Regions from separate parts of the Homo sapiens genome. Here region 2 is linked to region 1. Evidence: chromatin contacts called from ENCODE Hi-C or POLR2A ChIA-PET data. All regions are on one chromosome and are shown on one strand. The core of a region is the stretch at or near the end of the contact, and the rest is flanking DNA. Distances in the headings are between cores, read along the strand shown. Region 1 overlaps BST1 (bone marrow stromal cell antigen 1). Region 2 holds the start of FGFBP1 (fibroblast growth factor binding protein 1).

The links. Hi-C counts contacts between places; a loop is a spot of excess contacts on that map. ChIA-PET counts read pairs that join two places held with the same protein, here RNA polymerase II (POLR2A).
Region 2: a loop to region 1 is called in a map of GM11168, with 2.5 times the contacts of the local background. The contact joins the promoter of FGFBP1 here to the enhancer-like site in region 1. A Hi-C loop is called at or near these places in 1 of 168 maps with a recorded cell type or tissue (GM11168). POLR2A ChIA-PET finds 5 or more read pairs at or near these places in 1 of 52 experiments (BJ).

Annotation. Positions count from the first base shown.
Region 1 is chr4:15,718,236-15,721,338 of GRCh38, forward strand. BST1 (bone marrow stromal cell antigen 1) reads left to right here. Exons shown (of 9, transcript NM_004334.3): 7 at 672-758. Among named protein-coding and RNA genes, the nearest start is that of BST1, 17 kb to the left of the region's middle. Within about 2 kb of position 1,441, at least 2 of the 41 ENCODE cell types and tissues checked have a DNase peak (open chromatin) inside an H3K27ac peak, as active enhancers do.
Region 2 is chr4:15,936,803-15,940,144 of GRCh38, forward strand. FGFBP1 (fibroblast growth factor binding protein 1) reads right to left here and starts at 1,938. Exons shown (of 3, transcript NM_005130.5): 1 at 1,885-1,938; 2 at 1,449-1,669.

The DNA of each region.
Region 1 (3,103 bases), core at 191-2,690:
GGCAGAGAAGTGTGTGTGTGTGTGTGTGTGTGTGTCTGTGTATACACACACACACAGAGACAGGAGCTAAAGCAGACTACAAAACACATTGGATAGCAGAGACCCTTTGCTTTATTTTTAAAATCTTGCAGAAATAAATATATTCTAAAAGACTAGACCTATATACACCAAAATGTTAACAGAGCTATCTCTAGGGGTGTGAGATTTGGGGTAATTTTTTAAAATTTTTGTTTATTTGCATTTTCTAATATTTTAAAATTTGTATGTTTTGGTGGTTACTTAAAACTTCAAATGAATATACTGTAGTGTAGGGTGAACAAATTGGCAGGTAGCATTGTGTCGAGCCCCTGGAGCACATTGCAGATATGTGTCACTGTCTGGGGACAGACTGCACAGGTGGCTGACACCACGCACATGCACTGGCCCTGGCTCTCCCAGTGCTCCTGGCTGCCCAGCTTCAGGCCCGGTGCTGGGGTCCTCAGAGCATCGTCTCTTGGGTCCTGCAGGTTTACCGGAAGCAGCCCTTTTTAAACCAGAGACATTCCAGTTTTCTTTCTGAGAGTAGAATATCCAGGAGCACATGGTCAAAAGAAATTATGTTTAACCCAGAAACAACTTCCTCTTCCTCCTCTTATTTGCTTACTTTTTAATTATATATTTTCATGTTTTAGGGAATCCTGCGGGGAAGGCAGCATGAAAGTCCTGGAAAAGAGGCTGAAGGACATGGGGTTCCAGTACAGCTGTATTAATGATTACCGGTAGGTGGCCTATATATCAATGTGCTCTTGTAGAGGTGGTGTATGATTTTGGAGGAGGTGGGCTGCCGAAAGGGTATTGATGGCTCTCAGCTCTGAAGGCCATGGTGTCTTCCGGGTGGCTTCTCGGTGTGGAGGCAAGGAGCACTTTCTGGCCTGAGTTTGGCCAGGGCCCCACCCACTGCTGTCCAGAGTCCATCTTCACGGCACTGGACGTTTAAAGAACACACAGAGCAGCACTTTCTCATTTGCTCATGCCCAGTTCTCTCCTCACTGTGCTTACTGTGCAGCGAGATGCTGGAGTACAGGGACTGAGGTTCCTATGTCTTTGGATCTCTGTGGGATCCCTGTGCATGACAGGTGCTAAGGTGGGAGCTTGTTTGAGGTATTTACAGACACATCTTGACCACAGACCAATAGGAAAATAATAATAACTACCACTTGGTGAGCAGCTATGGGCCAGACACTTTATATATTTATAATCAGGTATCATTTGTGGGCCTTGTTGCTTGGACATTTTTTTTTTAAAAAACTTGGCTCAAGCCCTAAGGTAGTTGCAAGCCATCTCTGGACTCAAACGCCTGCCTCTGGCTCTCTCTGCCCCAGCCCCTAAGACTGTGGACCTGCTGATTCTGCAAGGGGCTGGAATCCAACATTGCAAAAACTGAGTGGTTTTCTTGAACATTTCTGAGTGTCGCTGGGTGGAAATGACGTCAGTGGTCTTTTGTTGCCTAACACCCTTGATTATCCTGCTTCTCTGCCACTCTCTGCCTTCCAGCAGCCCCATGGGCTGGATCATTCTCCCAGCTGAGCAAAGCACCCTAAACGTGTGAACCACTCCCTCCCACTCCATGCCTCCTCAAGACAAGGAGCCCCTCAAGGCTGTTCTGTTATCTGTACCTTTTACTCATAAATTATTGCCAGTGCTCTCAAAAGTTAGATGTTGTTTATCACCCCTTTTAAATACAAAACAAGGCAAATGTCCTTTTCTGGAAATATAATCTATGTACAGAAAAATATACAAACCATGAGTACACAGGTGGATGAAGTTTCCCCCATTTAGTGCATACCTGCAACCAGCCCTCAGACCAATAAACAGAACATACTCAGCATCCCCAGGGGCTCCCATTGGCCTCTTTTGGTCACCACCCCCATAGTAACCACTCTCTAGATTTATAATGCCATTAATTAGTTTTATCTGTCTTTAAGCTTTAAACTCAGTGACAGAGCTGAGTTTTGAACCCAGCTTTGCATGGCCTTAACGCACGCTCTTTCCCTCCTGCTACCAAGCTCTTCCTTCCTTAATTGAAGCTCCAGTAGTACATTTTAAAAAACATTCAATTCTTGGCCGAGTGCAGTGGCTCATACCTGTAATCCCAGCACTTTGGAAGGCCGAGGCGGGCGGATAACAAGGTCAGGAGTTCGAGACCAGCCTGGCCAACATGGTGAAACCCCGTCTCTACTAAAAATACAAAAATTAGCCGCGTGTGGTGACTGGTGCCTGTAATCCCAGCTACTCGGGAGGCTGAGGCAGGAGAATCACTTGAGGCAGAGGTTCCAGTGAGCCAGGGTGACAAGAGCCTGGGTGACAAGAGCAAGACTCTGTCTCAAAAAAAAAAAAAAAAATCAGTTCTTAATCCAAAACAGCTCAATAGCCAAGTGCAGTGGCATGCACCTGTAGTTCCAGCTATTTGGGAGGCTGAGGTGGGAGGATTGCTTGAGCCCAGGAGTTCAAGGGAACAGTGAGCTATGATGGTGCCACTGCACTCTAGCCTGGGTGACAGAGCAGGACCTGGTCTCAAAATAAAACAAAGTAAACCCCTAGCCATCGCCCCCTCAAAAACAAACAAACAAACAACAACAACAAAAAGCTCAATGATGGAGAAAATTGTAGCTAAAATTGTTGCATTCACAACCACTTTGCTTTGTTTTTATGTCATTGGGCTGAGTTATAATAGCCGGGCCAGAGCCCAGGTCTCCTTGCCCCTCACGGCTGCCCTGGGTCTGGGCTTATGTGCTTCCTCTCTATTGTGTCCCTACCTCAGTCAGCCTCAGGGCTCTTCTCTTCCAGGCCTGACTCAGTAAAGAAATGAGGAAGCTCCCATTTCTTTATTGCCCATAGGCTGTTTCTGTGTTAGTGTCAGGAGCAGAGAGGATATAATGAAAGGTATAAATGGGAAAGTGATGAGGGTTAACATAACAAATCCAACTCCAACCCAGATGTGAGAAACTCCTGCCCCTCACAATTCAGGTGGCATTGCCTTCTGCCCCACATCAGTAGAAAGTTCTCCCTGAGGTTCTTGCCCATTTTGGAGGGGGCTTATCTTTTCATGGCCTCCCTTACCTTC
Region 2 (3,342 bases), core at 688-3,187, 220 kb after region 1:
CTGTCTACTCACATTTCCACTTGACTTGAGTCTTGAGTGTCACAAAAGTACCACTCTTTGGAGCCTCACGAACTCTCATTTATCATTTATTCACTCATTAACTCCTGCATCTGCTCACTCCTCACTCTTTCATTCACTCATTCAACAAGCATTTACTGAGCACCTACTATATGCCCCCCACCAGACTAGGTGTTGAAGAAATCACCATGATTGAGAAAGCCTCAGATTTGAAAGAGCTTAGAGACCACTCTTTGGGAGAATTTAAATAGCATTGATCAGGGAATCTATCCCGTCATCTCTGTTTCTGATATGAAACAAGTTACTGCTCCAAACTTTCAGCTCCAAAGGGCTGGATTTCTATCTCATGACTCCATATGGACACAGATGCCCAAAATGAGAAAAGACATGACAGATGCCCAAAATGAGAAAGGATGTGGTAAGCATCATGAAAGGTGATGTTGACCCAGAGTTGAACATGCCTGGGGTTTGGGTGGGGTGGGTGGGGTTGTGGGGGTGGGGGAGCTTTTTGTGGGGAAGTAAGAGTTTAAGGAAAGGTGTGAGGTGGGGTGGTTGTCTGATTTGCCTGGGCAAAGTGAATCAGGGTGGAGAGAGGTGAATTTCAACCAGATAGTTCACACTACAAGATCGAAGACAAGGATCATGAGAAATCATTGAATCAATAGGATGAACACCAACGTCACACTGAACTGCATGAATCTGATCATGTGTACAATAAAAACCCATGCTTAACAGAAGAAGAGAAGTCAGTTTCTATATGACACCTCCTGTGTGCTAAGTACTGGTCTAGGGTTTGATTCCCACCTTGTGAAATCCACACAAGAGCTCTTCCAGGTAGCTATTAATATGTCATCCCAGGTGACAGCTCTGACTCTTAAGGCTCAGACAGGTAAGTAAATTGCTCAGGATCTCATAGTGGGCAAGTTCAAAGCTGGTATGGGTAGCCAGATCAATCTCCTTATTCCTTTCTGTCACCCCTGGTTGATCACTTTTTGCTTTTCACATTTACTCTGCCCTTTAAAAACATTGCCAAAGAATAAGAAAAACAACTATGAACAATGACAATTTAGTTTCATATAACACATAATGATAAGATGATTTGTATTATTTGTGCTCCATTTAAAACAAAACACAGAATTTTTTATAAAAAGAGGCAGACCCAGGAAATGGTCCTGATCTGATTTCTACCCTAGAAGTTGGCCATCTTCTAGGGTTAAGAAGGAGAAAGACAATCACAAAAGGGCAGAGAACAGCAATAAATGGTGAAGAGGAGACTGGATATGCCAGAAAAACACCCAGTCATTTCTCACGGCCCTGGGGCTCAGCCCCCACCTGCCCATGATGGAATGCAGGCCCAAGGAACTCCAGGCCCTTGGTGGAGTGAGAAGTGGCAGCAGGTAATAAAGCTGTTAAAGGAGCGAGGCTCTTACCTTGTTCTGAGCACACGGATCCAGTGCAATCCCAGGCAGTGCGAGTGAATTGCAGGCTGCAGCTGTGTCAGGTAGAGTGCAAGGGGGGTAGACTATTCAACAGGAGCCAGGCTGACTGGGTTTTTATAACACTCACTGGGTTTTTACAACACTGTGGCACGTTACTCACAGCTCCTCCCAGCCACGCCCCTCCGAGGGAGCCGGTTCCTGCAGGGAAAGTGCTGGATGTAATCCAGTGAAAAGGGGGGTTACCTGCATGCCATCAAACGCTTCCTCTAGGCCCTTCCCTGTCCACCCTGTGGCCAGGATAGGAGGACAACTCAGCCTCACAGTGACCCTCCTTGATGGGGAGAGGACCCCAGCAGTGATGTCTATGGAGGAGTAAAATAACTATAATGACATGATCCGAGCTGCCAAACTACTGAGCCCATTTTACCTGAGTTCTCCTTTTCCCTCATCACATCCGCTCTAGTAGGGAGTGCAATGATTCCTCCCCTTTTACAAAAGCAGGAATTGGTTCTGGAGATATGTAAGAGCTTGTCCAAGTTCACAGAGGCAGGAAAAGGAACATCTCAAAATTAAAAGTGAGATTCTCTACATCCATGGTCTGATCTCTTCCTGCCTGCCACTCTCAATAAATCTTTGTTGAATGGGTGACTGAAGTTGCCGAAGTTTTCGTAGTGTCTGAGTTCCTTTTTCCATCTGAAGTTACTACATAAGCAGAGGATACCCTAATTCTAGAGGCAGGGAAATTTACATTAAAAATTCCCTCTTTTTTATCAGGGAATTCTACCAGGCTCTGAGAGGCTGGTAAAGAGGGAATTTTTAATATAAGATTACTGTTGTAAATACTTACCTTCAGGTCTCATTCAGAGAGCTCAGGCTGCCCTGCCTGCTACAGGCACAGTCCCACACCAGAATGACCCAGGTGGAATCCTGGCCACAGCATGTGTTTAGCTGAGTGCTATGCCCAAACCACTTAGCCTCTCCCATCATCCATTTGCAGTGTGCTGACAATAACAACGTCTCCTTTATAGCTGCATACTAAATTTTTACTGGGCTAAGCTGTTAACATAAAGTGGAGCAGAATCGTTTTGCCTCATGACAGGGTCTTAAGTTGTATACTTTGAAAACAGACATTTGTTATTTACATATGCAGCATTTAAAAAGAAACTCACTTCTACAGGGAAGATGTGGCCCTCATTATATATTATCACCTCACCTTTCATAGATTTTCAGAAGAAGAAATTGTTCACTTTTCCTTAATTCAGCCATAAGAAAACTATTGTTTAGTGTGATATTAAATGGCAACTGACTTTTGGGTTTGAGATAAGGCAATAGGGAGTGATGGGGACTGTGGCAAACTAGAGAGTCTCTGCCTCCATAGAGGTCAACACTCATCTCCAATTGACTGAGAAAATGCAGGGATTAGGCTCAGTATTGTCACACTGTCTGATTTTTAAAATGACATCCCCAAATCCAGATGTGTTTATATGAAATTGGTTGGCAGCTAATTAAAATTTTCTAAAAATAAAGCTGTAGCTCAACACTATGCAGGCCAAAACTTGTAACTGTGTTTGGATTTTATGAACGATCCACCTGTTTGAGAATTCCGTGGTCATAGCTATAGATGTTGACCAATTTACTCAGAGGCTCAGTCTCTGCATGAATCTGTTGGAAGAAGCCATTTCTGAAGCTGTGTGCCTCTCTCCTAAAATTGCCTCACCCAGGGGTCCGTCCTCACTATCCTCACAAACACCCCGCTGAGGCCCTGACCTCCACGAACAGGCTCTCTCATGCGGTATTTTGGAGGATTATTTGGACATAGGCAAGGCAAAGCTGCTTTGCTCAACAAGGGGAGTCTCCTACAAAATGGAAAATTCTACTTGATCCT